2 separate regions of the Homo sapiens genome follow, and region 1 is linked to region 2. A link is an interaction called in ENCODE POLR2A ChIA-PET data of the cell type or tissue named here. Cell type or tissue: GM12878. All regions are shown on one strand. Each heading gives the region's core, and the rest is flanking DNA. Links, peaks and the distances in the headings are about the cores only.

What was found. Peaks named below come from ENCODE experiments on the same cell type or tissue, not always from the same donor. Only the 100,000 strongest peaks of a DNase experiment are listed, where the experiment ranks them.
Region 1: POLR2A ChIA-PET joins it to region 2 with 5 read pairs; 2 of 35 experiments call an interaction of 5 or more read pairs at or near these places.

What each region holds. Positions count from the first base shown.
Region 1 is chr7:82,611,395-82,619,744 of GRCh38, forward strand. No RefSeq gene overlaps it. Among named protein-coding and RNA genes, the nearest start is that of CACNA2D1, 170 kb to the left of the region's middle. In GM12878, for the core only: no CTCF peak of the experiment used is centred there; a DNase peak (open chromatin) is centred at 4,291.
Region 2 is chr7:82,797,075-82,805,424 of GRCh38, forward strand. It overlaps PCLO (piccolo presynaptic cytomatrix protein), which reads right to left. Exons shown (of 25, transcript NM_033026.6): 22 at 4,444-4,517. Among named protein-coding and RNA genes, the nearest start is that of CACNA2D1, 360 kb to the left of the region's middle. RefSeq lists an enhancer at 8,080-8,350. In GM12878, for the core only: no CTCF peak of the experiment used is centred there; no DNase peak of the experiment used is centred there.

The sequences.
Region 1 (8,350 bases), core at 309-8,308, 190 kb before region 2:
CAAAATGGGAGAAAATTTTTGCAACCTAGTCATCTGACAAAGGGCTAATATCCAGAATCTACAATGAACTCAAACAAATTTACAAGAAAAAAACAAACAACCCCATCAAAAAGTGGGTGAAGGATATGAACAGACACTTCTCAAAAGAAGGCATTTATGCAGCCAAAAAACATGAAAAAATGCTCACCATCACTGGCCATCAGAGAAATGCAAATCAAAACCACAATGAGATACCATCTCACACCAGTTAGAATGGCAATCATTAAAAAGTCAGGAAACAACAGGTGCTGGAGAGGATGTGGAGAAATAGGAACACTTTTACACTGTTGGTGGGACTGTAAACTAGTTCAACCATTGTGGAAGTCAGTGTGGCGATTCCTCAGGGATCTAGAACTAGAAATACCATTTGACCCAGCCATCCCATTACTGGGTATATACCCAAAGGACTATAAATCATGCTGCTATAAAGACACATGCACACGTATGTTTATTGCGGGACTATTCACAATAGCAAAGACTTGGAACCAACCCAAATGTCCAACAATGATAGACTGGATTAAGAAAATGTGGCACATATACACCACAGAATACTATGCAGCCATAAAAAATGAATGAGTTCATGTCCTTTGTAGGGACATGGATGAAATTGGAAATCATCATTCTCAGTAAACTATCGCAAGAACAAAAAATCAAACACCGTATATTCTCACTCATAGGTGGGAATTGAACAATGAGAACACATGGACACAGGAAGGGGAACATCACACTCTGGGGACTGTTGTGGGGTGGGGGGAGGGGGGAGGGATAGCATTAGGAGATATACCTAATGCTAAATGACGAGTTAATGGGTGCAGCACACCAGCATGGCACATGTATACATATGTAACTAACCTGCACATTGTGCACATGTACCCTAAAACTTAAAGTATAATAATAATTAAAATAAAAAAAGAAACTACAAATTAAACCAAAACATTCTAGCACTAATATATTTGCTAATATTTAAATTGTCTCTTATATTTTTGTTTTTTATATATATATATATATATATATATATATATATATATATATATATATATATGCTGGAATTTCTTTTTGTTTGATTTAAAGAAATTTTATTTACTATATCACTATTATAAATAATGAGGCTGGGTGAGGTGGCTCATGCCTGTAATCCTAACACTTAGAGGCCGAGGCGGGCAGATCACCTGAGGTCAGGAGTTCAAGACCAGCCTGGCCAACATGGCGAAATCCCATCTCTACTAAAAATACAGAAAAAATTAGCCTGGCATGGTGGTGAGCACCTGCAGTCCCAGCTACTCAAGAGGCTTAGGCACAAGAATCACTTGAAGCCAGGAGGTGGAGGTTGCAGTGAGCCAAGATCATGCCACTGCACTACAGCCTGGGTGACAGACAGACAGATTTTTTTGGGACTCTGTCCCAAAAAAATACAAAACACACACACAAAAAAAACATATATATAATTTCTGTAAAACAAACAAAAAGAAATTCCAGCATTGAAAACACAGTATCTGAAATTTAAAACTCACCGGATAAGTTAATGACAGACTGGAGATGACCAAAGTAAAGGATCAGTTAACTTGAAGACAGATCAATAGAAATTAGGAGTAGCCAAGGAAAAAATATTTTAAAAGAACAGAACCTCAGGGACCTGCAGAACAATACCTGGGACTGGAGTCCCAGAGGACAAGGGAAAGAAGATAAAGTAGGAAAAAAATTGAAAAAATAATGACCAAAATTTCCTCCCATTTCATAAAATATATAAATTTGCAGACTTGATGAATCTTAAGCTTCAAGCATTGTCTATAGGCAGAAGATAAACGGCCCCGTTTCATAAAAGGTTTTGGCATGAAGAAGAAATGAAAAAGAAGGTACAGGAAATATGCTGGTGATTTGAACACATAGACAGTATACAATAATAAAATAATGTCCTAATGAATTAAAAGGATACAATTATGTGATGACAATAACATAAGTTTAAAAGGAGTGTGGTTAAAGTACCATATGGAAAGGGAAATGGTAGTGATTATCCTCAAATGTAAGTTATGTCTGTGGGTGACTACTGAAATAATGGCTATACAGTGTAAAACATAGTAGGAGAGAGGATAGGCAGGATGATAGGAAATATCCCCCTAGAATTCTATATCCAGACAATTTTCCATAAAGGTATTTTCAGATATTCAACCCCTCCCAAATATTCTTTAATTCCTCTTTTTCAGAAAACATCTGGAGAATATGCTCTGCCAAAAAAATGGTGAGGTGGGGAGGCAGGGAAGCAAGAACAATAAACGGAGTCATATTCATTTTCTGGGGCTGCCCTAAAAATCTATGACAGATTGGGTGGCTTAAACTACAGGAATATATTTGCTTTTCTTTTTTGTTAAATTTTAAAAATTTGTCTTTTTTTTTAAGAGAAAAGTTTTAAACTTCTAAGTTCTGGAATACCTGTGCAGGACATACAGGTTTGTTACATGGGTAAACGTGTGTCATGGTGGTTTGCTGCACCTATCAACCCATCACCTAGGTATTAAGTCATGGATGCATTAACTACGTATCCTGATGCTCCCCTTCCCCCCACTCCCCACCTACATGCCCCAGTGTGTCTTTGTGTTCCCCTCCCTGTGTCCATGTGTTCTCATCGTTCAGCTACCACTTACAAGTGAGATAATGCGGTGTTTGGTTTTCTGTTCCTGCGTTAGTTTGCTGAAGATAATGGCTTTAAGCTCCATCCACGTCCCTGCAAAGGACATGATTTCATTCCTTTTTATGGCTGGATAGTATTCCATGGTGTGTATGTACCATATTTTCTTTATCCAGTCTAACATTGATGGGCATTTGGGTTGATTCCATATCTTTGCTATTGTGAATAGTGCTGCAATGAACATATGCATGCATATATCTTTATAATAGAATGACTTGTAAGGAATATATTTTTTATATGCCAGAGCCTAGAAGTCCAAGGTCAAGGTGTGGGCAGAGTTGGTTTCCTCTGAGGCCTTGCTCCTTGGGTTACGGATGGCTGCGCACTTGCTATGTCTTCATGAGGTGGTCCTTCTTTGCATACTGCCCCTGGTTTCTCTCTGTGTGTCTTAATCTCCTCTTCTTAGAAGGACCCTAGTCAGATTGGATTTGGGCATACATTAATGACTTCATTTTAATTTAATTACCTCTTTAAAGGCCCATTCTTTAAATTTGGTCACATTCTGAGGTACTGGCAATTAGGGTTTCAAAATATGAATTTTGGGGGAGCACAATTCAGTCCATAACAGGGGTATAAGAAAAAGGGGTAGTAAAGAAGCATAATTCCCTGAAATGAAGCTTTAGTGAAATTCCCAGGATGACAGCTGCAGCAGGCAGGCCAGAGAACAGCAGTCCGAGTTGAAGCAGGAAGATGGAGGATTCCCACAGTGATAGCAACAAGAAAAACAAAAACTTTCAGATTTATCTGAAGTGTGAAAATATCGAGAAAATATTTACTCTTCTGGCAGATAGTTAAAGAGGAATTAGAGATAGATATATAGGAAACTTAGCAAATTAAAAATTTGGCACTAATTTACTCCATAGAGAACAAAGAGTTGTACAAGAAAGGAAATACAAGCATAGCTATGATATGGCTTATCTGTAAATAGTATTTACATAGCTATAGTAATAAAAACCCTGGTTATTTTTCCAATTAAAATTGTGATGTAACTCTATTTAGAAGAGGGTTTGGGAAAATGCGAAAGAGGTCAATCTCACCTTCCATAATAGGAAGTAAATAATAAGACCTAAACCTGGAAAAAGCAAAAAAAAAAAAAAGAAAAAAATGGTTATAGTGTGCTCTTAAGGATATGAACATGACTAAGAGAAGAAGCTTCAGAGTTAGAGGAATTTGTTTCTGAGAATGAAACCAGAAAACAGGTAGAGGTGAGACAGGACACTACTGTTTGGCATAAAAATTTAGACTTTTTAAGCTAAGAACATATATTTATAGCAAATGTTTGAAAAAAAAGCAAATTAAAAAATATATTGAAAAGCAGAATTTTGTATTAGCCCGTTCTTCCATTGCTATAAATACACTGGGAAATTTACAAAGAAAATTACTGGAGACTGGGTAATTCATAAAGAAAAAAGGTTTAATTGGCTCACAGTTCCACAGCCTGTACAGGAAGCATGGCTGGTGGGGGGACCCTCAGGAAACTGGCAATCATGGTAGAAGACAAAGTGGAAGCCAGCAGGTCCTTCATTGCTGGAGCAGGAGGAAGAGAGAGCAAAAGGGGAAGTGCCACGCACTTGTAAACCACCAGATCTCATGAGAACTCACTCACTATCAAGAGAGGGGGAAGTCCATCCCCATGAGCTAATCACCTCCCACCGGGCCCCTCCTCCAACACTGAGGGTCACAACTTGAGATGAGATTTGGATGGGGACACACAGCCAAACCATATCATTTCACCCCTGGCCCCTCCCAAATCTCATGTTCTCCTCGCATTTCAAAACATAATTATGCTTTCCCAACAGTCCCCCAAAGTCTTAACTCATTGCAGCATTAACTCAAAATTCCAAGTCCAAAGTCTCATACTAGCTAAGGCAAGTCCCTTCCACCTATGAACCTGTAAAATCAAAAACAAATTAGTTACACCAAGATATAATGGCAGTATAAGCATTGCCCAAATACTCCCATTCCAAAAGGGACAAATCCTCCAAAACAAAGGGGCTTCAGGCCCTATGCAAGTCTGAAATCCAGCAGGGCAGTCAAATTTTAAAGCTCCTAAATAATCTCCTTTGACTCCATGTCTCACATCCAGGCCACACTGATGCAAGGGGTGGGTTCCCAAGGCCTTGGGCAGCTCCGCCCCTGTGGCTCCTCAGGGTCAGGCCCCCACAGCTGTTTTCAATGGCTGGTTGTTGAGTGCCTGTGGCTTTTCCAGACACACAGTGCAAGCTGTCAGTGGATCTACCATTCTGGGGTCTGGAGGATGGTGGCCCTCTTCTCACTGCTTTACTAGGCAGTGTCCCAACATTTCTCTGAATATATATGCTTACTGCCTTTTTTTGATATCTCCACTCAGTATTTCATAGATAGTTCTTAGTTCCTTATTCCCCAGTCATGTTTCCTCTTTCTCCTGAACCTCCACCCACTGTGTTTTTCCATGCACGAAATAGCACCATTATTCAGCCAGTCACCCAAGTCAGAAAGCTAAACATCATATGTCTCTGATTTACTGCCAACACATAATCACTGAATCCTATTGGTTCCACCTCTTTACAATCAGCTTCCTTTTCTCCATCTCTGCTGATTGTCACTTAGTTCTGGTATTACCAAACTTTTTATAGTTATTTACACAGGTACCAATTATTCTCTTGCCTTTAGTCACATACTAGTTCTTCTGCTTGAACCAATTTTTTGTCTTCTCTTTTAGAGATGTGCAAAAACACTGGATCTTTCAGAAAGTTCTCCCTCACATTACTCATTTTGGCCTGGATATGATATTTGTGCCTATTATAATGATTGACACACAGAAGATGAATAATTTTCTTTCAAGAATAAATGGATTGAATTAATATTGATAAATTCTAAGAGAATGGGTTTGATTCTTCCATCATTGAGTAGGAGCCATTTCTAGGTTACTGAGGTTTAGGTAAAAAATTGTATATCTGTTCTACCTAAACTCTATGCTGGCTAGAATATTTTAAAACTGTTTTTATTGAAAAGTACAAATGTTCTAGCCATCATCTGCAAATTCAAATGCCATGGCTTTTAAATAAAATAGAAAAATGCCTGTCATTTTAGGTATTTTCTTTAACACATAGATATTGTGAAAGAAAGGCCCTGATACTTTAGGAAGTATCTTCTCTTGAAGAGGTTAAACTCAGTAGAAGAACACTGTCTGCTTAAAAGATATCAATCAGAGATTCAGCTACTCCTTTTCCCCTTCCTGTCCTCAGTTGAGCAACTGTCAGTTTGCCAGAAAAGACCTCAACCCTTGCTCTGCTAGGATGTCAGGGAGATACATATTCATTGAGGACTCCTCGGGACAGAGTGAACTTGATGGCTGCATTTCACTGTGCTTATTCTTAGAGAAAATTTATTTTAAGATACAAAATTTCTCCCTTATATTAGGATATAATCTTGACAGCTAAGGGGGTAAACAGTCACAAGAGGTTGCTCAATGGAAAAATTTCAGTAGCGCTAAGTTCAAGAAGAATTTAAAATGAAAGGACTGTATACAAGCAATGTAATTACCTTTGTCATCTCCTTCAACTTTTCAGTGCTGGAACTTTCCAGTAGCTAAACACACAACTAGAAATGAATCTATTTTCATATTTCTTCATATACATTTATAAATAGGAGGTGGCAAAATACAGATTACGTTGTTATGTATTTTCCCCTTTTTGTTTTTCTGCATATGATTGCATTGGGAAACAGAATTCATATGTGGCATCCCGGTTCATCTCTTACTTTGTGACCTTGAATAATTATTTTGGCAATTTAATGAAGCTCAGTTTCATTTTTTACAAGATAGAGATAATATAGTTTTGCCAAATACAAAGCTTTTAAAACATATCAAATTAATTTATACAGAAGAGTACTATAATAGTAGAAGTGTTTACAAATGCAAAATATTCTTTCTTACATAATACACATATCATATTCATTGTTGAAGTTTCTAAACATAAGTTAATTAGAGACATATATTGCACTCAATATAGATATATTGTTTACATGGTTTGTTCATAGCATGAGTTTAGTAGGGCATTTTGTCAAAGGAGACACAATTCTTCTCTAGAGTAGGTTTAGGTTATATGGTGAAAGAATTTGATGCTATGATTAGAAGTTAGGACATGATTTTTTTTTTTGGCAAACAAGTGAGATTGTTTTCATCCATTCTTATTCATTCTTATGTATTAGTTTTGCAATATATTTGAGCCACTACTAAGTAATAAGCTTTGTCTTAGGTGTTGAGGATAAAAAGATGAGCATTGCTCAGCCTTTGACATCTAGCTATGCACAATTTAGTAGGGATTCAGAAAAATAAAATTTGTAATAAAACACTCTGCACATTCTATCAAGTGTTATGAAAGTGTAAAAGAAGCGGTAATTAACTTTACATGGAGACGGGACAGACAGATCCAGAAATGCTTCATGGAGAACATCTAGATGTAAAGAGCAAGTAAAGAGAGAAGAAGATATAAAGGAATTCTAAGTTAAAAAAAGACAGTAGCAAAAGGTAACATAACTAAATTAATGTATAAAGAACAAGGTACCTAAAGATTAGAATATGTGGTAAGGAAAAGGTAATGATTATAGAAGGAAGGAAGGCAGATCATGGAGAGCTTGTTACCATGCTTAGAAATCTAAACTTTATTCTGCAGATACTGAGCTATATTAAAGAGTTTTAAATAGACAAGTGTCAAGTGTCCTAAGTCAGATTGTGTATATGTGTGTGTGTGTGTGTGTGTGTGTGTGTGTGTGTTTATTCTGAAAGTGGTGTGGAGAAGAAATTCCAGTGTAAAGAGTCCAAAATTAGGGTGATAGGAGGCTATTGCAACAGATTTTTTAAAATGTTGAAGCTCTAAAATAAAATGCTTTTCATGAGGATAAAGATTTGGGATGATAAAGAAAAATAGTTTAGAAGTACAATGATTGAATGAAGATGAAATATGATGGAGAAGTCAATATCTAAACTGACTACTGGCTTCAGATTTGGGTACGTCATGGGATGGTGGTTGCTATGGCTTGAATGTCCCCCTCTAAAACTCATGTTGAAATTTAATTGCCATTGTGACAATATTAAGAGATGGGAGTTTGAGAAGGTGATTAGATTATGAAGCCTCCGCCAGTGCTGTTATCTCAGGAGTGGATTAGTTATTGCCTGAGTGGATTGTTATGAAAGTGAGCATTCTCTCACAGGAGCTCTCTTGCCCTTCTGCCATGGAATGATGCAGCAAGGAGGCCCTTACCAGATGATGGTGCTATGCTCCTGGGCTTCCCACCCCCATAGAATCACAAACCAAATAAACCCCTTTTAAAAAATAAAAATTAAAATACCTAATCTCAAGTATTCTGTTACAGCAACAGAAAACCGACTAAGAAAATTGATACTAAGAAGTGTGGTGCTGGCTATAACAATTATCTGGCTGGGCGCGGTGGCTCATACTTGTAATCCCAGAACTTTGGGAGGCTGAGGGGGGCAGATCATGAGGTCAAGAGATTGAGACCATCCTGGCCAACATGGTGAAACTCCGTCTCTACTAAAAATACAAAAATTAGCTGGGTGTGGTGGCTTGTACCTGTAGTCCCAGCTACTCAGGAGGCTGAGGCAGGAGAATCACTTGAACCCGGGAG
Region 2 (8,350 bases), core at 68-8,067:
TTTCTCTTTGAGAGTAGAGCCTAGCAAATTTCTAGAATGTTTGAGATTTATTTGTTCTGGAAACTGAATTTCCATTCTTACTGAAACTAAATTGGATTTTATAAAGATACTTAAGAAAATAAATGATTTATTAGGGGTATTTGTTCTTCAAAGGTATACAGCCAAGAAAATTAAGCTTCATGGAAAGTTGTGATTGTAATACTTTTTAAAGATGATAAACACCTGGTTTAGGAGACTTAATGGATCAAGGCAGCTACTACATGGATGCTCACTGGCAAAAAATAACTATTAAATACATCCATCTTAACTAATGGAAGGGTCAGCTAGCTTAAAGGATGTAATTAGATGTTTTTAGTGTAAATTGGGAAAACACTCATCTGTACAATTTGAAAGTCTAATTGGTTTGATTTAAATGTTAAAGAAAAGTGGTCGTGTATAGCTCTCATTGTCAACAAGTGCACAATATTTTATCAATCCTGAATAATGATCATTTCTTTGGATGGGATCAAAATGACTCTCACATATACTTCTAATTTAATAATAGCTACAACTTAAAGGATGTTAACTGTATGCCAAATACAACACTTATTTTTGCTTTACATATGCACTTAATTAAATTGTGGAAATTCAATGATTGATTAGTGGAGATAGTCTGAAAAAGTATTACTGTTTTATACTACAACTTAGGTTGAATCCCAGAACCCTTCATAGGGCTCACATTCTGACCCATTGAACTAATCTCATGCTGGGATTAAAATTCATAAACAACTTCTGTGAATAAGGTAAAACATTATTAGAGAAAATGACTAAGTGGAAAATTATTGTTTTTAAATTAGAAGCAGAATAAATGGACTTGCTTAATAAGAATAACAAGAACATGGCTATTTAACATTAAAAATACTCAATGACATTCTCAACAGAAATTGTAACTCCCTAAAACATTACTTTTTACATTCTGAACCCCATAAAGCAAAAACAAGAATAAAAATTGTATGTGAACAAACCGTCTAAAAGTGATTACTTAAAATCTATGATATACTCTGGATTAAAGTATGCTGTCCTAAAGCAAATCTTTGTAGATGAGTATTTCTTAGAGTGGACTAAGGTATTCATAAAACAAAGTGCTTAAATGAATAATATAAGTAATCGAGATGAAGTGGAACATTTCAAGGATCTATAATTTCAAGAAAACTGTGCTTATCTACAGAGTCACAGTTTTTCTGATGTCCTGGTGAAGGATTGAATGGAGGAAAAATACAATAAAAGAACTATATATTTTGTCTAAAAAAAATTGAATTGACTCGTTTGTTTTTGTTCCCCCGCTAAATTGGCTGTTTATGTTCACTGACAACAAAGGCAAATAAAGATAATTATTTGGATCACTCAAAACAAACAAAACACTGATTAAACATATATCTCAAGTACAACACAAAGTTGATTCCATATTTCTACGTGGACAAAACAAAATCTTGCACTTTGCATTGATGTGTCCTCCTATCTGCATAGAGCAAATACATTCTTAATCATTTTCTCCTCACTCTGTTTATATATTCTTTCTAATTTAAAATTGCCTCTGAAAGTCTAATATTATTGCAGTTTTCTTCTCCATATTATTAACTTTTTAAAATATTTTGCTTATAGTGATTCATGCCCAATTCATATAGATACGTAGATTATAAATTTGATTATTGTCAAATGTTAATAGCAACTCAGTGAAAAACAACTTGTCCAAAATGTTGCTACCAAAAGGGCACTTGACTATAAATAACTCACATTATATTACATATTCTGTCTTGTTCCCATCCTCAACCCCCGCCCCTCTGCTCAATAACTAATCTAAGATCAACTGTTGATCAGGGTCAGTTCGCTAAAGGGGAAACATATTGACTCATAAGTTTAAATAAAAATAAAGTCGCCTCTGATTGGCTCCTTCTTGGAAAGCAAGCAAGTTTTGTGTGGGACTGATATGAAAGAAGAAAGCAGTATTAGGATGAATAATTTCTGTTCATTGACAGCTGTTAACATTTATACTAAAACAATTTTATTTATAAACTTTAGGATTAAAGAAAGGTAAAATTAAGTAGCTAAAACTATGCATGAATTGCTTCACTATATATCTAAATTCTAGACTAATACGAAAATCAATAGCTGCTAATTGTATAGATGATCATATTTGTTATTCATTTGCTCAACAAACATTCTCTAAGCAACTCTGTGGGCAAGGCTGTCTGCTAAGTGCTGGGATACCAAGAGGAATAAGCGCTATCTCTGGTTTGAGAGTTGTTCAGCCTTATGGAGGAGACAAAAATAGAAATAGGTAATTTAAATCAAAGAACAATGATAAAATATGCAAATTCTGTCAACTGTGTTTTAAGAGCATAGTAGGAAAAGGAGGCAAAATTGGGGAGAGGGTGAATTAAGTGCAGGGCATACGTAGCTTGATGCATCCATGTAAAATATTGTGCTGGCCCTATACTTATATGCTCTCAGATGCATTCTTCGGTCTCTTCCTTCCTTTCTTCTCAGAGTAGCTGCCCTGTACAGTTTTCCAGACCTCTCCGTCAACTGGCTTCCAGTTGGTTTTGATCAGGCACTGGCAGAGATTGGAGAATGGGAGGAAGAGAGAACCAGGATATTTCTCCCCATCCTTGTCTGTCTCAGGATATATTTCTGGCATTGGCTGAATTTCTTTCATGTTTCTTGCTCCCAGAAAGCAGGCTTGTCCTGGTTTCGGCTCTCGCTGTCCTCTAGCTTATGGGGACAATAGCTATTTTTCTGCTGCTTCACTATCCCCCACTTAGTTTCTCAGCTTCTTTCACGAGTATATCATCAATTGCTAGTCATTTGTTTCCTCTATTTCAAATATTCAGAGCCATTTCTAGTTTCCTGGTTGGACACAAATGCCTGACATACTGAGTCTAAATTCCAGGAGTTTGGGCAGCAGGTTTGGGACTAATCAACATATAAGAGAGAGTTCATGAGTGTACACAGAGATACGGTAGGTAAAAAGATTGGTAGATTGAGGGTGGAACCCTGAAGTATATAGCAAGAGATAAAGGAAACATAGCTTTTGAAGGCGTCCAAAGATTAATTTACAATTTCGAATAGAACAAGAAAAATGTGGCATTCACTTAAGCCCCTGAGAAAACCTAGGTATCACTTAGACCCAGCATTTGTCAGATGAGGTTTCTGAAGATAGAGAAATTAGGTCACATATCTAATAAAGACCAGAATTGAAACCTAAACCTGTTTCCCTATGTAGTGCTCTTGTGATAACACACCCATTATCATGGTAATAGTGTGACATTTGGTGTCATTTTCACTTGTTCTGTCCTTGTTCCATGTGTGCACTTCAGTTTCCTTTTATATAAAGCCAATATATGTTATTAGTTACCTCATAGGTAATTGTAAGAATTAAATGAGACAGTGCATGAAAAGTACTTAGAATAAACTACTTAGAATAGTTAAATGTATAGAGAGAGGTTGGAATGACACATGAAGGACTATAGGGCTACTAGATTTTATTTATTTTATTTTTTGAGATGGAGTCTCCCTCTGTCGCCCAGGCTGGAGTGCAGTGGCGAGATCTGGGCTTACTGCAAACTCTGCCTCCTGGATTCAAGCAATTCTCCTGCCTCAGCCTCCTGAGTAGCTGGGATTACAGGTGCGTGCCACCACGACTGTCTAATTTTTGTATTTTTAGTAGAGATGGGGTTTCGCCATGTTGGTCTCGAACTCCTGACCTCGTGATCTGCCCACCTCGGCCTCCCAAAGTGCTGGGATTTCAGGCGTGAGCCACCGTGCCCAGCCAGGGATACTAGATTTTATCACAGTATTATGAAAGGTAAGCTTGTCATCGTAAAGCTTATAGATACTCCTTTTATATGTTTGCTGACGTCAAGGATTTTTCACATTTGGTAATAATTTATTATTTGTTTAATAAAACGAAATTTGAACTTAAATTTGGTTTGTCTTTAGAAGTTAGTTTAGCAATTAATTTTTCTGTAAAATGATTTTTACACCATTAATTTCTTCTCAGCTTCGTATATTTAAGAATTTCTATGGACTTAAATGAGGTTCCATGATTGATTTTCTATTTGCATGATATTTTAAACAAAATATATGTTATATTTTTAAGTTCAAGATTTCCCTCCCACCCTGGGAAAGTCTTCTGAGTCTTTTTCATGTCATCCTTCTCATTTTTCTTTCTCTTTTAATTTTTCAGTACCCCAAGTTACTTTAATGTTAAACACAAATGAGAAAATTGGGGAATTGTAAAATGAATACAGTCATTCTCATTTAATAGATAATGATATCTTACTACCTATTGCTTTTGCCATTAGTTTGTAACATTTAAATTCATGTTAAAAGAAAAACAACTGAAACACTTATACTGTAGAATGCAGATTCAGCCAAAATCCAATATTGTAAATTTTTACTTACCTTCAGTGTCTGCTAGTCCTACTCCTACCCCTGGCTGTTTTACAGGCTCTTGTCCATTCTGTCCCATCTTCCCTCTGTTTAGAAATAAAATAAAATGATATATTCAGTTATGATCTCATGAATGCAAAAGAGGCTAAATTTGCATAAATAAAATGACATTGATAGTAATGGCAAAACCTGCAATTACTTTTGCACAACCGAATATTTTTGGACTTGCAATAATTATTTGAATGGCACATACATACACAGTTAATTGCTCTATATCATAATTTTAAAATGTGAACTTGTTTATTATTCCTATTCAGGCCAAACAATATACCTCAACATTCAGTAGTTTTTATTTGTAGACTATTTATCAAAAAATAAGACCATCATGACATTTAGAAATTTTGTTTTAGAATTTTTTATTTATTTCTAACTCAACAATGAGAAGGGGCTTTATATTTTTATATGTTGTACTGATGAGTTATTCCAGTTTTTTTGGTAAAAAGAGCAATATTGAATTAAATAATATATAAAAATGATATTTTAATAAAATATTTCTTATTTCATGTATTTTTTTTTCAACTCCTTTCTGTGTTTTCCACTGTGTTGAGCAAACTGGCTTTTGTAGTCAGGCTGCTTGGTCTCTGTTTCTGGCTTTGCTATTTCTTGCTATGGGTAATGTAAGGCAAAGTACCTGGTCAAGACTGTTTCTCCTTTTGTGATATAAAGATAATAATATTAGCTACATTTTGATTATGAAAAAAAACACATGAAAAATGCGTGAAAAGGGTTAACAGAGTGCCTGAGAAATAATAAGCATTCAATAAACATGACATATTAACAGGTAGGCATGCTCGTAGTAGCCTTAGAATTCAACCAAAATCTGCTAATCACTTTTAGTTTTCAGCTTCAAACTTTTTGGAAAGTCAACTAGATGAAGAATTCAGGATACTTTGAGGACTGTAAGCTTAGAATGTTAATAATTTAACAGCTAAAGGACAGTAGACCACTTCTTATTTCTTCGGCTAGAGAAAAAGCTACATGGCACATGAAGAAGTTTGGAATTTGCCTTTATATGTGCTTAGATAAGGCGTTCTAAAAAGATGGAATAAAAAATTGTTACAGAAAGATGCTTGAACAAAAGAGCATCTTGATACTGCACTTTGTAGACAACACTTCTAGCATAGTGGGATTTACTAACAATTAATTATAACTTTCATAGGAAGTATTTGGTTTGCTAGACCTGCTGAAAATGTAACCATATTTATTTCTTAATAATCCAATTATATCTTACTTGAAAACTGCTCTAAAGGTCCTCTTATTCTACTTCAGAGAAGGTGCTGAAATGTTTCCGCACATAATAAAAGAACACATGTAAATTCAGAAATTATTTTATCTCAAAAGCCATTACATTGTTCCATTATAATAATTCTAGGTTAAAGGTTTAAGTACAAATTTTTATTAAGTGTGTATGTGAGGGACCAAGTTCATGCAAATTAAGCAATTTCCAACATTTCCATTTTACCATATATATGTTAAACCATGGTCTGCATGGTCAACATCTGCATACATATTTAAGTAACACACAAAATTTTAGCTTATGTAATTGCTTCATCAAGATTCAAGACAAGTAGTTAAGAAAAAAAAAAGAACTCTGCTCTATCTGTTAGCATTAGAGGGGAAAAAAAGCTTAATAGCAGTAATCTTACTTTTATCAGTACGCTACACTGGTAGAGTGAACCAAAACATACCTTGTTGCTGAGCCAAACTCTATTGAAAGTGCAGGTCTTTTTAGTATTGGTAATCTAGTAGATCAGAATACTAAAAAATAAATATTCTTATACTATCCCAGACTTTTAAAAAGTAGTTACTGTAAGTCTTAGTAATTGTAGTACAAGTACATTTTGATAATTTTTGGGGTTGTTCTTGAGTCTTAGACTTTATATGTTAATGGTGATACCCAGCCAGTCTTTGCTTTCAATTGAAACTGATTTTAACATAGGTACTTAGCCAATATGTGTAGTAAGTACATTTTGAAGATTATACAAAAAACTTTCATAGGATTGTGAAGCTAAATTAAGTGCAAAGGAAATGTAACTGTGAGTCGTGTGAAGGATGTGGTTTCTCTGAATTCCCAATGACTACACTTTAGCTCAGAACATTCTGGCTATACATTTTATAATTTATATTTTTAAATAATCGCTAGATATTTATTAAACACTTTTACTAGCCCAAGCTATAATTTTATTAGATACAATGGGGGATATAAAAGAACTGCCAAATACTACTTCTTACACATATCCTATAATGGTTTTCAAAAGTAAATATTCGTTGTGCTCATATGGCAAAGCAAGAGTCTCCTAGACAGTTGTGAGAAGCTTTGATTTACAAGAGAAACAGGAAAATGGGAAAAATCAAAATTAGAATGTGGTATATATATAAAATACATAATCTACTTATACTGCAGACATTCAAATATTGACAAAATGACATATTTACTTTTTGGAATTATAACTTTACCATCAGTGTTAAATTATATATTTTGAAAGGTGCAGAAAAATTGGAAGGATAACAAATTATGTGTGGTTTAAAACCTTTCTAAATTCACATGACATTTACAGCTTAGAAAGAAATTTAAAGAATTTGTAGAAATTCTTTTCTGTCAAATTGGATCATCAGAAGTCAAAGACCAATGGGATTAGATTTCTTTTAGGAAGAATTTCCAATAAAATATAACTGATTAAGTACAAATAACTCTATTGAATCCATAGACTAAATCTCATAAAAGAAAAGAAAGCTAAGATGGACAGGTGATACAATAAGAATTTGCTTAATTTAAATTGAAAAAAATGTAGTTCAAAACAACAAAATGAACTCGTTTTTCACTGTAAAAATCTATTTTCACTAATGCTTTGCTTTTATAAACTGAACCATTATCAAAATATTATAATTGTTGTGGACATCAGAAGGAAAGATTTATAAGAACCTTTATTTTAAAACAAAGAGAAATAGACAATCCACCCCCTGAAAAGTCTTCACTTAGCATTGGAGAAAATGAAAAAGACCCTTTCACAACCCAGCTCAGGGTTGGCAAGCTCTGCAACGTGCCAGTTAGTAAATATTTTAGATGGGCTGTATTCTAACGACTTAATTCTGCCCTGCAGCACAAAAGCAGCATCAGGCAACACAGAGCTAATAGGCACGGTTGTGTTCCAATACAACTTAGTTTATATTCACTGAAATTTCAATTTCCTATAATTTTCAAGTGTCACAAAATATCACACTTCTTTTGTTTTTTCCTACACTTTCGAAAATGGAAATGCCATTTTTAGCTCACAGGTCTTAGAAAACCAGGTGGTAGACTGCTTTTGCCCTGGCGTAAACCCTGGGACCTGGGTGGCCCAGTGGTATTTTCAAAATCCAGAAGACTAGTTAATGGGCAGGAAAAGGAAAAGTCAGGAAGTTTGGATTTTGTTATTGGAACAGACATAATCTACATATTTATCTTAAATGCCACCAATATGACCAAGGCGATTCTAACACATTAAGTATGCTAAAGTTTTGCATTTGATTTGCAAAATGACTTTTTTTTTATTTTGAGGCTTAACATTATGAGTGATTCTTATTCCAAGAGTACCTACTCAGGGACCTATGCACTACTCGGTCTTTGTTCTAGAAAGTATGGAAACACTTCGAAACCTTCAATGTTAATTGTAGAAGGATTTATAGTTGAAAAGTCTGTATGATTATTCACTATGTCCTCTATTTCAAATATGATATATGGATTCTTTGAATATGTTTAAATATCTCCTGATTCAAGGTAAATTAATATATGTTTGTCTCAAATACCAGTAATGTTTGTATTTGGTCATTATGTGATTAAAACATTACTGTATTCCTGCTGAACTTTATTCTGGCATGG